Linked DNA regions of Mus musculus: region 1 is linked to region 2. A link is a loop called in an ENCODE intact Hi-C map of the cell type or tissue named here. Cell type or tissue: left cerebral cortex. All regions are shown on one strand.

Region 1 (8,000 bases), 120 kb after region 2:
GCCTAGTCTACAAAGTGAATTCCAGGGCAGCCAAAGCTACACAGAGAAACCCTGTCTCAAAAAAAAAAAAAAAAAAAAAAAAAAAAAAAAAAAAAAGACCACACAGGGGATGCTGTCAGGGGATACCGAACAGCTGAGCCACAGAGCCTGAGAAGCAGAGGGCATGCAGTGCAGGGACCCTGCAGCTCAGCATGCAGTACATGAGTGTATTTACATGCAGGGGTCGGGCACCTTGAAGTAGGAGAAGATGGTACGAATGTCACCCTCAAAGCCCATGTCAATCATGCGGTCAGCTTCATCCAGGGCTAGGTAGCGGCAGATGTCTAGGCTGACCATTTTCTTCTGCAGCAAATCCATGAGGCGTCCAGGTGTGGCTACCATCATGTGCACACCACTGAGAACAAAGAAACCCTAAGTTTTGGGTTCCTGGGTATCTCTATGAGCTACCAAGAGGCTGTACACTGCCTTCTGCTTTCGCTGTCTCCTCCCCTGCCTCTCAGCACTTCCCCAGGCTATCTTCTGTATAACAAAAGCAGCTTATTAGTAAGGGCTAGACCTTTCTGGCTAGCACTTACTTTGTCATGCCTTCCCCACAAGAGCTATCCTGAGTCTCTAGAGGTTTTCTCCTGGTTCCTGCACCCCTTTACTGGCCTTGCTGGGCTCACATTTCTGATGAGCTATCTGTTATACACCTGCATCCTCCCTGAGCCTGGGAATACCTCAGACATAGGGGTGGGTTCTGGTATGACTATCATCTTGGGGCCTGGTCCAGAGTGCTAGAGATGTCTGCTAGGATTGCACTACCTGGAAAGGACCAAGCAGAGGTGCTACTGGGGTCCAGTCCACATCAGTACCTTAGTCTGGTTAACCACAGTAAATAGTTCTGATTTTTCTGGATACCCTAGACTTCAATCTCTGAGCTTTCTACCTGAACTGACCCCCAATTTCAAATGGCACCTTCCCTGCAATGCCTTTTCTGACTTCCAATATCCCAGAGAATGGGGCATTCCATCTGTTCTATTCCCACAATATCCAGCTACATCTTTCCATCCTACCCCAAACCATTTTCCCTCAAGGACTGGACTCCCAGAAGAACTGTGTGAGGCCCATGCAGTAGCCAATCTAAAGGCTTCTTCTACCTCTCTGGACACTCAGGGGATGCCACCGAGACCATCAGTACGTACTGTCGGATGGTCTCCATCTGCTCCTTCACCGACATGCCCCCGATGCAGAGGGCACAGCGCAGGAGGGGTGAGCTGTCCTCCTGCAGCAGACGGCAGTAATACTCCAGGATGCCGTGGGTCTGCCGAGCCAGCTCTCGCTACAGGCAGAGACAAGGCTGGTACCGGAAGCCAGCACAGTCCTTCTCCCGACCCCAGGATTAGCCTATCTTACCGAGGGGCAGATGATGAGCCCATAAGGCCCCTCTCGCTTGGAGAAAGGCAACCGCTTCTCCTGTTCCAGGCAGAACATGATGACTGGCAGAGTGAATACCAGTGTCTTGCCTGACCCCGTGAAGGCAATGCCGATCATGTCCCGACCGGACAGACTGTCGGGAGAGGACAGCTTCAGGACTGGCCCAGCAGGAGACAGCTGGATAAGTGGGCATGGCTTCTCTGTTGCAGTCATGCTCACAGCCCACACTTACATGGTAGGGATGCCCTGGATCTGAATGGGTGTTGGGTGGAGGATGCCCTTTTTTTTCAGGCCCCGAAGGATAGCTGTAGTAAAGAACAGGAGTTTAATTGGCATCCTGAGTCCGGTAGAATTAGTTCTTCCCTGTAAGTTGTAAATCGTGAAACAGAGGCTGGGGTGTCAGGAAACAGTAGGTCCAAGGCTCACTGGCTCACTGGGCCTAAGTTCTCATGGAAGCTCTGTTGAAGCAGAAGATAGCCGAGGCATCTGAAAATAAGTCCAAAGAAACCCTTCCTCGCCGGGCGGTGGTGGCGCACGCCTTTAATCCCAGCACTTGGGAGGCAGAGTCAGGCAGATTTCTGAGTTCGAGGTCAGCCTGGTCTACAGAGTGAGTACTAGGACAGCCAGGGCTACACAGAGAAACACTGTCTCAAACAAAACAAAACAAAACAAAAAACCCTTCCTCTAGTGAGGAGTGGTGGGACATGCCTATAAGCCCTGAACCTAGGAGGCACAGATAACTGGATCTTTGAGTGTGAGGAAAGCCTGGACATATTATGTTCGGGGACAATTGGGCCTCCAAAACGACACGTGGTTTCACAACTGCCCACAGGGTGTGGTGGTTATGCCTCCAGTGCTAGCTAGCACAAGCGTTCAGTAGGGATGCTGCAGGAGGACTGTTTTGGATTTGAGGTCAGTCTGGGCTGCCGAAAGAGATCCTGTCTCAAAAGAGCTCCTCCCCCCAAAACCAAGTACCACCAACAACCACAGAGAGACTTCCTATCTCCAACTCTCCATTCCCACGGCTGAGCGCAGTGGGTGCTGGGATACACAACCTCACAGGGGCAAGATGATAAAGCACGGTGTCTCCCTTCTCCTCGGGTACCTGCAGGAAACTTCATCTCCTTGAAGCTCTTGATGGGTGGCGGGATACCATCGCCCTCCACCAGGATGTGATACTTCTTCCGAACTCGCTCATGCCGCTCCTCAGACATGCTCAGGACATAACGCGGGGGTGTCCAACTATGGGTAGGTGGTGGGCAGGAGAGGGCAACACGGTAGAGTATGGTGGGGCAGCTCCCTCCCCAGTCCGCACAGCAGGGCGTCAGGGTACCACTGCCAGTCCCAACCTCATATACTTACTGGAAAGGCATACCTAGTTTTGATTGGATCGTCATAGGTGATGCCTTTGGCCATTTCCTTCACTGACATCAAGGCTGAGGAGACAGACATGGCTCAATGAGCAAGACCACCCAAGAGGTCTCGCCTTTGAAATCGGGAGGAGGTGGCTCAGTCCACCTCTGCTCTGAACCAACTATAATGGTACCTCGGCCTTCAGCCACACTCTCCAGAATCTTTTCTTCTTCCTTCAGTTGCTTTTCCTTGGCGGACTCCTTGCGTGCTGAGAAAAGAAGCCGAAGAGGTCAGAGAAGCAGGAGCACTGCGGCCTAGGCCCGTCCTCTCTCCTTCCTGCTAGGCCCACCTTCAGCCTTCTCTTTGAGGTGCTGGTGCTGATCCAGGAGGCTGACATTGGACTGAGGGCCCAGCGGGATGTCGTCCTCATCTCCTCGGGGCTCACTGCCACTGTCCTGCTGCTCTTCCTCCGTAGCGCCCTTGCGTCTTCGCTGCAGCAGCTTCTGGAGCTGAGGTCCCAGCAGTGTCCCTCAGAGCCAAGCCCAGGACCCAGCAGGTGAGGGGGCACAGCACCCGGGAGGGCTTTTTCCGGGAAGGGGATCGTGTGCACTGAGGCGCACGTCTGTCCGGAACTCAGGTTCACTAGTCCCTGGTCTTCCTCAGAACCACGACCCAAGGTAGGACTACAGCTCCCCAGATCCCCCCTCCCGCTGACGGCCGGGGACATGTCGCCGTTGCACCAGGGATGCGGCCCCTCACCAGTAGCTGCCGGCGCTGCCGCAACGGCACATAGGGTACGTAGTCCTCGTCGTCCTCATCCTCGTCCTCGGAGCGGCTCCCACCCGCGGTCGCCTCGTCCGCGCGTGCCCGCTGCGGAGACCCGAGTCAGCCGCGGCCCCTCCCCCTGCCCGCACCCCCTCGCGTGGACCAAACCTCAGTCCCACCTTCCGCTCCGGTTCCGAATCCTCCATCTTAGGCTGCACACATGCGCAATGCCAGGGCATCTGAGCTCCAATCAGATAGGAAAAACTGCTGTGGTCGCCTAGCAACGGCGTGAGCGCCGGATCGCGAACCGGGACAATCTTCTTCCAGCGCGTTTACGGACGCGCAGCGGAGCCAATTGGGTCTGGCGAAGCCTTGTGGGTAGCGGGAGGATTTGAAGCATGCGCAGAAGATCCAAGTCGTGGGTTAAAGGATGAATCTGTTGAACACGCCCTACCCTCCGCACGCTGTCCTTTCCCGCACGCTCCCGGGGAGCGTTGTGCCCTCTGGCGGCCAGGAGTTTCAGCCCTGCAAGCGGTGCTCGCAAAATATTATTCATTAACGTGAGATAACACCGCTGTTCCGACGGGTCAGAAGTAAAATAATGGTCAAGGTCTTTTTTAACCTTGTATGTTATGTGTGTAAATGATATACATCTCAGAGTGACCACCTGGGAAGCTAGAGATAGCACAGAAGAGATGCTGGATCTGGGTTTTCGAGTTAGTGGAGGGAGGAGTCACCATCAAGAGAGCAGGAAAGGGGCTGAGAGTGTAGAGCAAATAACCAGATTCCTTGGGGCATCTGCAGAGATCTCAGGGGCTGGTGTGAGGTAAGGAGACGGGCCCAGGTTGTTAGGAGTCCTACTTTAAGGAGGAAAGACAGAGCTAGTGCTGGCTGCTCCTTCCCAAGTCTTTATCTGTAATAGGTGCATCGATCACCATGGAGTGCCAAAGTGTTCTGAGATTGGGAGAAATAAAATGATTTTTTTTTAACCTAAGAGAGGGTCTTGCCATGTAGCCAAGGTTGGCTTCAAACTTGTGGTGATCCTCCTGCTTCAACCTCATGAGTGCTGGGATTGTGTATAATCACAATACCTAGCATGAAATCACAAAGGAAGTGCAAATCAATTTTCGTGATATTCATAGCAAGTAGCCTCTCTTGAAGAATAATTAAAATCCAAAAGCCAGGTGGTTGCATGCACCTTTAATCCCAGCACTCAGCAGGCAGATCTGAGTTTGAAGCCAGCTGGGGCTACACAGTAAGAACTCATGGTAAAGAAACAAACACCCGGAATTCATAATGGAAGAGTAATTGTGGAGGGGTGGGGAATGTGAAAGAAAGTCAGGAGTCACCTAGCTGGTGACCGTGTGCTGAAGGCCAAAGCTAGACTTTGTAGGTACTTGACCAGACTTTAACTCTTGCCACAACTGGAATTTTAAAGAGCAGTTTTAAGTGTGAAAAACAAAGCTAACCAATACAGAGAAAAGGCTACAACTGTTTTCCCTTTCCTAAAAATGAAACAGGCTGAGAAGCAGGAGCTGTGAGCCTGTGGTCTGGCTCCTGCTCCCTTGGGGGAGGAGAAGAGTATGGGTTAACTGCAGAGCCTAGCAGACGCTTGCTAAGAATGGCATTTAGCAGGGCTGGAGGGTGGCTCAGGCCAAGAGCATTGGTTCTTGCAGAGGACCCAGATTGGATTCTCAGCACCTATATGGTGCCTCACATTTCTAACTCCATTTCTGTGGAATCCAATGCTCTCTTCTGACCTTCAACACCAGGCTTACAGTGTGAGCAAAACACTCACACATAAAACAGATCTTTAAAAAGACTTAAGCCTGGACACGGCACATGTGAGACATTTTTAGTAAATCTACCACATTAAAATAGGATTTGGGAAGGTGAAGTGGATTCCTTGACTTTATAGATGTTTAGTATGTGTTTTGTTTTAAGGTTTACGAGTGTATACATAGCCCATTCCCACTGGACACGCAGATCTAATTCTAAAAGGTGTTTGTCCTTAACTGCTCCAATTGTGTTGGTATGGTGTGGGTAGCTCTCAACTGGCTAGGGCTGCAGGTGCATAGTTGTAAAGGCCTCAGGGCCTCTGGTCTCATGCATATGTAAAAGTCCATATCCAACCTAGGTCCACATGATCACATTGCAGAGGGGAAAACTAAGTGTAAAGGCTAAGCAAGGTGAACCTGTAAGGCCATTTCCGGGAAGGATTAACTAAGGGGTGAAGACACTACACTCAAATGTGCTGTACTTTTCTCAGTGGTATCCTGGACATAAGGAGATCCGAGGAAATGTTGCTTTTGCAACTACTCTGCTGACATCAGAGCTTAGCTTCTTCAGTTTTCCAATGTGGACTAAAGATTAGGGACACACACACACTCTCTCTCTCTTTTTGTTTTTTAGGTTTTTCAAGACAGGGTTTCTCTGTGTATCCCTGGCTGTCCTGGAACTCACTCTGTAGACCAGGCTGGCCTCGAACTCAGAAATCCCGAGTGCTGGGATTAAAGGCATGCATCACCATTGCCCGGTGGATTAGGGACTCTCTTGAGGGCTAGAAATGGCTTAGCAGTCAAGGGCACTGAGCTCTTCCAGAGGATCCAGGTTCAATTCCCAGCAACCCTGAAGCACTAGACTGAATCAGCCTCTCACTATGCAGAGGCGGCCATTGTCGAGCTACCCAGCCCATATAGTGTTCTAGGTTGATGTACTTGAGTCCTCCCAATAGGAGACAGGGCCTAGACAGTGACAACAGCCACAACCTTTGGGCCCAGCCAGACGGTTTAGCAGTCACTTTGTTGTCATAACCTTAGTCCCCCATCTCCATTATGTTGGGCTGTCAGCCCCACTCAGAATTGCTTGGGGACTCTAAGGGTTATATAAGAACGATGGCAGACTGCCTGAGCAGAATACTGCTGTAGATGGTGACTAAGACAGACCTCTATTTCTGAGTACATATACCTCTCTCCCACTCCCCATTCAGATCAGCAAATCACCATCATACTAACTCTGTGTCCAAATGTTGCTTTATCTCTCCCCATGAAAGATATTCACAGTATCAAAAGTAAAGAATTAAAAAAACAAAACAGAAACCAAACACAAAGAGAGCAGGTTTGGGCCAGCAGTCCCACCAGCCCTTGCTCACAGGCCAGCCCAGCAGTCCCACCAGTCCTTGGCTCACAGGCCAGCCCAGCCCCGGGCTCTGAGTGCAGGCAGCGTAGCACCAGGAAGTGGCTTTGCCGAGGTCCTCACAGGCCCCAGCACAGCATGGCGTCCATTCAGCTTTTGGTTGGTCAGGGTGGTGGGAGCAGGACAGGTCAAGACAGGTGGCAGGGCACGTCAGAACTACATCTGCAGCTTGAGCTGCGGCCTTGAGGTGACCTGGAGACGTCAACCTGGGCAGGGCTGAGAGGGAAGAAGAGGGTAGGATCACAGTGAGTACCAGGCCTTCTCTCCCCGCCCCCGCTGGCCTTGTTGGCCCTGGGTCCCTGTGAATTACATCCCCAGCTTCTGCCCAGCCCTGCTGCATCTGGGTCTGGGGAAGTGGTAATATTCAGTGTTAGCTTTGTTTCTTGGGCTAAAAACAAGCGACAGATTTCCCAAATTGAAATAGGGGAAATAGGAAAATTTTCAGTAGAAAATGAAGTTTAAAACTGTGAGGGATAGAGCCCCAGTTCTGAGGTTCTGTCAATATACGGGACAGTCCTTGAGAAAACGAAGGCCCTTCCTGCAGCACCCCTGTGCAGGTCAGGGCTGAGTAAGAGCTCGGTTGCTGGCAACCATTCTCCCACTTACAGGTGCTAGTGGAGGCTAGCCCTGGATTCAGACTCCTGCTCAGGTTCAAGGAGATAGCCTGGGCTGGGTTCCAAGGCTGTGTCAGCACTGTGGACTCCTAGAGCTTCCTGGAAAATGATGGAATGGCTCCAGGATGTATACTCGTGAGGGTGGGGAGGAGGGCAGTGGCCTTCCTGTCTTGGACGAGATTAGCTAAGATAGAAGATGGCTGGATTAGGTTTCTCAGGAGACCAGTGATTGGGTTTATGTGAGGTGTGACCCTTTATCTCTTCATAGAGGCAGCAGATGAGGTCTTTGTTATTCCTTACTCTTGTGGTGGTGGAAAAGAAAGGTCAGAGGATACCTTATCTCTAGAAGCTACCCTTGGGGTGTGGTTATCCTGAAGTGGCAAAGAATCAGTCTCCTCAAAGCACAGGAGGCCTGAGGTGGCTCTGAAGAAAGTAGCTTTAACTTGGAGGCAACATATGCACAGCACAGGGAGCCTCAACTCTGGAGGCTGCTCTGGCTTCAGGCCTCTGTACTGCCCTGGGGGAGTTATTCAGATTCCAGAAAGCTTACTGCTTCAACCCAGAGATAAATTTTTAAAGGACACAGGAACATAGTGTCAGGTGGGGACCTCAAGAGTATGTGTACACAGGTCAGATCTCCCATTGTACTAAGGGCAG
Region 2 (8,000 bases):
TTTTTCTTTTTTTTTTTAAGATTTATTTATTTATTTATTTATTTATTACATGTAAGTACACTGTAGCTGTCTTCAGACGCTCCAGAAGAGGGCATCAGATCTCATTACGGATGGTTGTGAGCCACCATGTGGTTGCTGGGATTTGAACTCCAGACCTTCAGAAGAGCAGTTGGGTGCTCTTACCCACTGAGCCATCTCACCAGCCCCATTTTTTTTTCTTAATTAAAAAAAAAAAAAAAAGCCAGACATGGTGGCTTGTACTTAAACCTGTCACTCATGAAGCAAGGGGATCTGTACAAGTTCAAGGCTACCTAGCAAGTCACAGGCCAGACAAAAGCTATGCAGTAAGATGCTGTGCAAAGATGGGTGTAAGGACGGGGAGTGTAGCGCAGTCAGTACAGTGCAGTTGACAGAGGGCCTGGCTAGACCAAGAACAAAGTTTTGGGATTGATCCCCCTGCACCACATAAACTGGGTGATTGTATAGGCCTATAATTTCGGCATTAGGACGACAGATATCTCAATAAATCAATAAACAGAAGGACATTTTTAAAAGCAAGAAATGTACTCATCTGGACAACTAGGCTCCTCTCCTGCAAGGGAACTACAAACCTCGCTTTGGAGTCACCGCATCCCCGAAGGCTCTGGCTGGCTGGCTCCTAACCCAGCTTGTACTTAGAGGCATCAGATGCAGCCTCAGATTTTCCTTGACACCAACTTGCACCACCATGCCAGGCTTAAAGTTCAAAACAAACAAACAAAACCCACACAACCCAACACAACCCCTCCCCCTTCTTTTAATGGTGGTGCTGGGATCTAACCCAGGGCCTCTCACACATGCTCAGCAGCTACTATCCGCACCACGATTCCCGTCTGGAACACTCTTAACTACAGTTCCCAACCTCTATTGCATAAGGAATCACCCGTAGCGTTTTAAAAATATGCCAAGACTGCCTTCTCCCTAGAGTCCAGTTAATTGACCTCAGGTGGACTTGAACATGGGCGGCAAAAGCTCACCCAAAGTAAGGATGAGAAAATATGGTGGTCCGGACAAGAGTCTACGCCTCTTATGCTGACATCTGGCTAGTTGCCTTGTCCAGGCAACGAGGGAGTTGGCTTACCTGTGCTCCCACTTGACGTTTCAAGACAGAATTCTGAGGAACGTTTTCAAAGCACTTTATTGAGTTTCTGTGCCCCCAGTGTCGGGGCACTAGCTTCACTGTGACCCAGCATGCCACATTCATCGTCCCATCCCAAGGAGCACACAAGGAGGGAAGGATAAAGCCTGGTTAGTTATGAAGCAATATGCTTCTGGATCCAAGCCAGGTAGTTGGCCACGTCTGTGTAGACTCCGGGCTTGTTGCGGTCACCACAGCCGGAGCCCCAGCTGATGACTCCGCGCAGGGTGAGCTGATGTTCTGCAGTTCCTTCCTCACACACCAGAGGGCCCCCGGAGTCACCCTGGGTGGGGAACAGGCAGCACGTGGTTCTTGCCTTATGCTTGACAGGCAGGGACCAAGGTACCTACCAGGACCCCAGGGCTGACCTGGCAGGCATCGGTGCCTCCCTCCAAGAAGCCAGCGCAAAGCATCCCAGGGAGAATGGCGTCTCCGTGCACGTTAGAGTTGGAGCAGCGATCCAGGGCGATAAAGGGAACCTGTGCCTCCTGCAGGAAGGTGGAGTATTCTTCAGCCCCTGCAAATCAGAGGGGAGGACCTGAGCTTGCTGCGTGGGCCAGGCTACCAGACAATTCCCCACCTACTCCGCTTTGCTCCCTCACAGCAAGCCTGAGTGATAGGGACCTGCCAATAAGTATTTCATGGCAAGGACACTGAAGCCCAGAGAAGAGCAGGGCTTAAAACACAGGAAGCACTTCCTATCCTCTTCCACACAGTGGCTCAGAACCTGGCTCCCAGAATAGTTCTCTCCATTGTCTCCATTGCTCCAGCATGGGGACAAAGTCCTGGTTAAGCCTTTATAATTTGGAGCCCAAAAGAAGCACAAGACAGTTCAAGTCTCCCTGTAATCCTTGTGCTGGGTTACTGTCTGTCAATTTGACGCACTCAAGAGTCATCTAGGGGGGGAAGGAACCTCACCCGAAGAGATGCCTCCAGAAGATTGGCCTAGGGCAATATCTGTAGGGCATTTTCTTTTTTTTTTTTTTTAAAGATTTATTTATTAATTATATGTAAGTACACTGTAGCTGTCTTCAGACACTCCAGAAGAAGGCGCCAGATCTCGTTACAGATGGTTGTGAGCCACCATGTGGTTGCTGGGATTTGAACTCTGGACCTTCGGAAGAGCAGTCGGGTGCTCTTACCCACTGAGCCATCTCACCAGCCCCGGGCATTTTCTTGATTAATGGTTGATGTGAAAGGGCCCCGCCCACTGTGAGTGATGCCGCCCTGAACAGGTGGGCCTGGATTGTGTAAGAAAGAAACTGAGCCAGAAAGGTGCAAGCCTTTAATCCCAGCACTTGGGAGGCAAAGGCAGATGGAGTGCTTAAGGTTGAAGGCAGCCTGGTCTACAGAGCTGGACAGCTCCTGGACAGCTCCCGGACAGCTGGGACTACACAGAGAAACCCTGCCTTCAAAACAAAAAACAAAAACAAAACAAGAGGAAGAGGGGGAGAAAGAGGAGGAGGAGGAAGAGGAAGAGGAAGAGGAAGAGGAAAAGAGAAAAGCAAAGCAAAGTAAGCAAGCCGCAAGGTGTTGGGGGCTAGCTCAGAGGTTAAGAGCTCTTGCTGTTCTTGCAGAGGGCCTTGGTTCCGTTCCCAGCCCCCACACCGTGGTTTTTAACCTGTATTACAGATCTGGCTTCCCCTGTACCAGATGTACATATGGTGCACACATATGCTTGTAGGCAGACTCACATGCACATAAAATAAAAATAAGTGAATTTTTTAAAAAGAAAGCTGAACAAGCCATGAAGAGAAAGGCAGCAAGGAGTGTCCCTTTCCGTTTCCTGCCTCAGTTCCTGCCTCCACTCCCTGTTGTGGCTTCCTCAATGGTGGACAGCAAGAAACCCTGCAACCTCGGAAGCCAAATAAAACCTTTCCTGCCTAAGCTGGATTTGGTCATGGTGTTTAACGCCACAATAGAAGGCAAAAAACTAGAACAAACCTCAAGGGGCTCTGGAATCTCGACAGAGAATTCTAGAATCTGGGAAAGTCACGCTACAGAGACAAGGGCTCTGTGCGTTTTTTACAACTGTCATGTCAGTGAAACTTGTCCCCCAGATTCATCGGGGCGTACCAACTGCGCTCCTAGATAACCAAAAGTCTCCAACCAGCGCCCAACAGTTGTGCCTACCCTCGAACTGGTGACCCCAGCCGGCCACCTCGCAGAGCACTGTCTCAGAGGGTGGGGCCGCGCCGCTGGGTAGACACACAGGCTGAACGTGAGGTGACAGGATCGCGCAACTGTTGGTTTTGCTTTCCTGCAGGCGCAGCAGAGCTACCCCGAGAGGCAAAGGTTAGATGGCGACATAGGGCCCCAGCCCTCCGCCATCCTTTCTCCCTATCCCTGTAGGGCCACCCCACCCAAGTCGTGCTGGTAGGTGATGGAGGAGAAGCCCTCGTGAAGGCGGTAGGAGCGCACAGCCAGAGTCTGGCACCACTCGCAGCTCTGGTTGTGGCGATCTTGACCAAGTACCACTGTCAGTTCCTCGGGCGCTGGCCTGCAGTCGGGTGGGGGACAGGCAGCAGGCTCAGACCGGCTACAAATGCTCTGGGGGTGCCTTAGTTTCCAACCCCTCGAGGGAGCTCAAGAATGGCGGGCAGGGAAAGAGTAGGGTGCGGGTACGGTAGGAGCGGTCTAGGGGGTCACCGAGGGTGGCACTTGCCGATTCTGCAGGCAGTGAGCCGCGGTCAGCACCCAACAGGGGGCGATGAGACTGCCCGCGCAGAAGTTGTTACCCCAGTACAGTGCAGCGATGTAGGGGTGCGACCCAGGCAGAGCCACTAGTCCGCCCACCACGCGCATGAACGAGGACAGTCCCTTGCGGAACCTCTGTCCGCAGCCCATCGTGTTGGTCTTGGACAGAGAAGTCTGATGATCGGTCGAGTCTGTGGAAGGAGAGACTGGCTGAGGCCATGGATACCTGGCACGGGCTGCCAGGAATAAGAGAGACCCATGTCCTCTGCGCCGGGACCCCCTCCTCTGCCTAACCATTTGGTGCATGGGACAGAGATGGTGCCTGGGACGGGGACTCCTCCTGACTCTCAGGGACAACTAGAGGTGCAAACGTTGGCGTCTGGCACTGCTCCAGGCCGCAATAGTCCCAGCTCAGCCTGTCGCCACTCCAGACGAAGCACCATGGACGTGTGTCATTATCTGGGTTCCTGCAATCTCAAGAGGGAGCACTGTTAGAACGTGGGGAGGCCCTCGAGGACCCTAAGAGAAAGCAAGTTCCCCTGCCCGGTCCCTTCTCGCGAACCGGCAAAATGCGTGGTGGCCCAGGCCCCAGCTTAGCGCTTGCTTCTCAGTCATGTTCCGGTAGGTGGCCTCCACGGTCCACCGCTGACATGGCGCACCCGATTGCGTAGTTCCAGCCTGGCCCCGGTAGCTGAGCCCCCTGCCTTCATAGCAGGTCGCCCAAAGGTCTAGAGAAAGAGAGATGGCTCCCTGCAGTCGGCGGATGAGTCTGTTGGAGCCCTCTGGTTCACTTCCATTCTCTCTATCCACCTCCGCAAGCCTTTCCACACGGGGTCTTACTCACCCAAGTCGCAAAAATATCCAGTGTAGCCTGTAGGGCAACGGCACAGTGGGTGGTCCTCCACGAGGAGGCAGCTGCCCCCATTAAGGCACGGATTGATGCTGCAGGCTGGGGGTGGGGTGGGGAGAGGTGCAAACTGAGCCTTACCTGTGTACATCATTGCACCCAGCCTTCTACCAGGGGTTCCTGACTCTCTGCCCTCCTCCCCACAGTCCCTGCACACCCACTTACCCTGGCTGGCCACCGGCTTGCAGTGAGCCTCAGAACCTTTGCACTCGCACCTGGCCACACCTCCTGGCCCCGTTCTAAACCATAGCTCATTCTCGTGGAAGAACTTGAGAAGCTGAGGCTCAAAGCATTTCTCTGGGGACACAAGGAAGTCAATGGGACCATGGCAAAGCACCGGGTCTCCAGGGACATCTTGCTGGGAGGCAGTTCCTCTTACCTTTCTGGCAATGTTTCCCAGTGAGGTGTTCAGGGCAGAGACAGTGTGGCCCATTGGGGGTGTTGATACATGTCCCTCCTTTGTGGCACGGGTTGTGTTTGCTGCAATGGTCTGAGAGGTAGATAACAAGAGCGAAGCACTTCCGGAGTCGGAAGGACATATGTAGGGACCAATACCCTGCCTGCACCTGCTTGTCATCAAACCATAGAACCCCAAGCTTCTAGACCCTCAAGCTCATCTGGACAATGGTGGCCTCTTTCCCCAGAATTCTTCCTCTGACTTTTGAAAGAATGCTGTAAGAGAAGGAAAAGGGCGGGGCCCAGAATCCCAAGTGTTTGGCATCTGATGATGCTTAGTAGGTGAGTAGGTGTGTGGGAACGGAGTGAGCAGCAAGACACACACAGCCTTGAGCCACCCGGGGCCTGCATGCCATACATACCTTTCACTTTCTTGGGCTCCAAGCAGTATCCCCATTGCTGATCTTCATCAAAGTTGGGGGTGGTAGCACACCTGGGGGATAGATGAGGTTTCCCTGCAGTGCCTGAGGCTGGCTAGGCTAGCCTTGCTTCACACACACACACAAACACACACACACACACACACACACACACACACACACCTTTTGACCAAACACGATGCTTAGATAGCTAGACAGAGTCCATTTCATCCAGCCCCCTCCCCCAACCCCTATTAGAAAATGTCTTACCAGGGGCGGGAGCCTGGCCGCCTTTTGTGGATGCATTTGTGGTGTAGCTGACGGTGGTACTGAAAGGGAAAATGGCAGAGCCTCCCATCCACAGTGAGAACTGTAGGAACACCACACCTCAGAGCCCTGCCCTGAGACCCAGCTGCCCACCCTCTGCCTCACAGGGCCTGATTTGGAAAAAGGTCAGCTATGCATTCAAGACTGCATCCTGCTTAGAAAGTAGGCTTCTAGAGTCAGACAGCTGGAATAGATATCTGACCCTGAGCAAGTCTGAAACACAGGTGCATGTCACAAAGTTGAGCTCATTAAAGATTTAGGTCACACGCCTTTCATCCCAGAATTTGGGAGGCTGAGGCAGGCGGATCTCTGTGAGTTCAAGGCCAGCCTGGTCTACAGAATGAGTTCCAGGACAGCCAGGTCTATTACACAGAGATAGCCTGTCTACAAAACAAACAAACAAACAAACAAACAAACAAACAAACAAACAAACACTTAGGTCCCTTGGCCATTTTTGGCTTAGTAAACTGGCAACAGTAATGCAACTGCCAATCCTCACTGACTTTATATTTGTGAACCTGCCTGCTTTGTTTTGTTTTGTTTTTTGTTTTGTTCCCCCACCCCCACCCCCAAGACAGGGTTTCTTTGTGTAGCCCTGGCTGTCCTGGAACTCACTGTGTAGACCAGGCTGGCCTCAAACTCAGAAATTCACCTGCCTCTGCCTGCCAAGTGCTGGGATTAAAGGCACCCCCCCACCACTGCCCCTGCCTGCTTTGTAAACATTTATTTGTAAGCCCCCTCCAACCCAATACTTGTGACTCAGGCTGAGGATATAGGTCAGTCGTGTAGTGCTTGCTCACAAGTCAGCACAAGGCCAAAGAAAGCCAAAGAAACTGCCAACGTTCACAGTGCCTTCATGATCTTTATGGAATTGAATGGGTCAGTGAAAGATGCTCGAACACACACACATACACACACATGTACTTGCACACACACACGCACACATATACACACATACACACACACAAACACACACACATATGTACATACACATACACACATGCACTTGCACACACACATACACACACACTTCTTTTTAAAGAGGGCCAGAGTTTTAACTCAGTGGCCAAGCATTTGCCTGGCATACACAAGGCTCTAGGTTCGATCCTCAGTACTTCAGGGAGACAGAGTGGTTCTATGTGTATGCCCAAGTGTTACCTGAGGCTCCTACTTGCAAGAACACAAGAAGTTGTATGCGCCTTATGAAGAAAACGTGTCAGGGACACCTTGTCAGGCAGGCAGTAATAGTGGCATCGGCCATTAGATTAGTGTTTAAGGGATCAACAACATGCACACTGAATAATGTCTTTAAACAGAATCCAGATGTAACAAGATTACATGCTAATGATTGGTGAAAATGTCATAGCCAGAGGCTCACGGAACCTAATTTGTGAACGGAATCACTGAATTTGTGAACTTGATGTTCATGGTAGCTGAGAAAAGTATAGTTAATCATAAGAAATAATTATTGGGGCTGGCGAGATGGCTCAGTGGTTAAGAGCGCCGACTGCTCTTCCGAAGGTCCCGAGTTCAAATCCCAGCAACCACATGGTGGCTCACAACCATCCGTAACAAAATCTGATGCCCTCTTCTGGAGTATCTGAGGACAGCTACAGTGTACTTACATATAATAAATAAATAAATCTTAAAAAAAAAAAGAAATAATTATTGGGGCTATGGGAGGGTTTGGAGGGAAGAAAGGGAGGGGGATGATATGATTATATATATGTATATATATATGTGTATATATATATGTGTATATATATATATACGTATACACACACACACACACATATATATGTGTATATATATATATATATATATATATATATATATATTGTTTTTGTTTTCGAGACAGGGTTTCTCTGTGTAGCCCTGGCTGTCCTGGAACTCACTGTGTAGAGCAGGCTGGCCTCGAACTCAGAAATCTGCCTGCCTCTGCCTCCCAAGTGCTAGGATTAAAGGCATGTGCCACCACTGCCCAGTGATGTAATTATATTATAATCTCAAAGAGAAAATGAAAAAGAAATCACTGTCTACTTCAGGGGAACACCGTGAGGCTTAGTGGCAATGCTTG

What was found. A loop is a pair of places that touch in the nucleus more often than their neighbours do. Peaks named below come from ENCODE experiments on the same cell type or tissue, not always from the same donor. Only the 100,000 strongest peaks of a DNase experiment are listed, where the experiment ranks them.
Region 1: a loop joins it to region 2, with 2.4 times the contacts of the local background. A loop is called at or near these places in 4 of 42 quality-filtered maps.

Annotation. Positions count from the first base shown.
Region 1 is chr13:55,532,768-55,540,767 of GRCm38, forward strand. Ddx41 (DEAD box helicase 41) reads right to left here and starts at 3,891. Exons shown (of 17, transcript NM_134059.2): 1 at 3,714-3,891; 2 at 3,529-3,639; 3 at 3,119-3,278; 4 at 2,963-3,037; 5 at 2,792-2,852; 6 at 2,522-2,658; 7 at 1,649-1,721; 8 at 1,396-1,549; 9 at 1,185-1,321; 10 at 232-394. The coding sequence starts at 3,740. It overlaps Fam193b (family with sequence similarity 193, member B), which reads right to left. Exons shown (of 11, transcript NM_145382.4): 11 at 6,549-6,945. Gm46416 (a long non-coding RNA gene) reads left to right here and starts at 3,228. Exons shown (of 5, transcript XR_003950651.1): 1 at 3,228-3,325; 2 at 3,433-4,120. In left cerebral cortex, a CTCF peak has its summit at 4,038 (motif pointing left); DNase peaks (open chromatin) are centred at 3,862 and 6,360; H3K4me3 peaks cover 1,721 bases; H3K27ac peaks cover 1,373 bases.
Region 2 is chr13:55,416,807-55,424,806 of GRCm38, forward strand. F12 (coagulation factor XII (Hageman factor)) reads right to left here. Exons shown (of 14, transcript NM_021489.3): 3 at 5,867-5,966; 4 at 5,600-5,670; 5 at 5,161-5,271; 6 at 4,947-5,078; 7 at 4,719-4,823; 8 at 4,437-4,602; 9 at 4,169-4,341; 10 at 3,843-4,065; 11 at 3,541-3,677; 12 at 3,311-3,454; 13 at 1,546-1,694; 14 at 1,152-1,460. The coding sequence ends at 1,293. Among named protein-coding and RNA genes, the nearest start is that of Pfn3, 5.6 kb to the left of the region's middle. In left cerebral cortex, CTCF peaks have their summits at 1,437 and 4,496; DNase peaks (open chromatin) are centred at 1,457, 2,842 and 4,550; H3K4me3 peaks cover 727 bases; H3K27ac peaks cover 319 bases.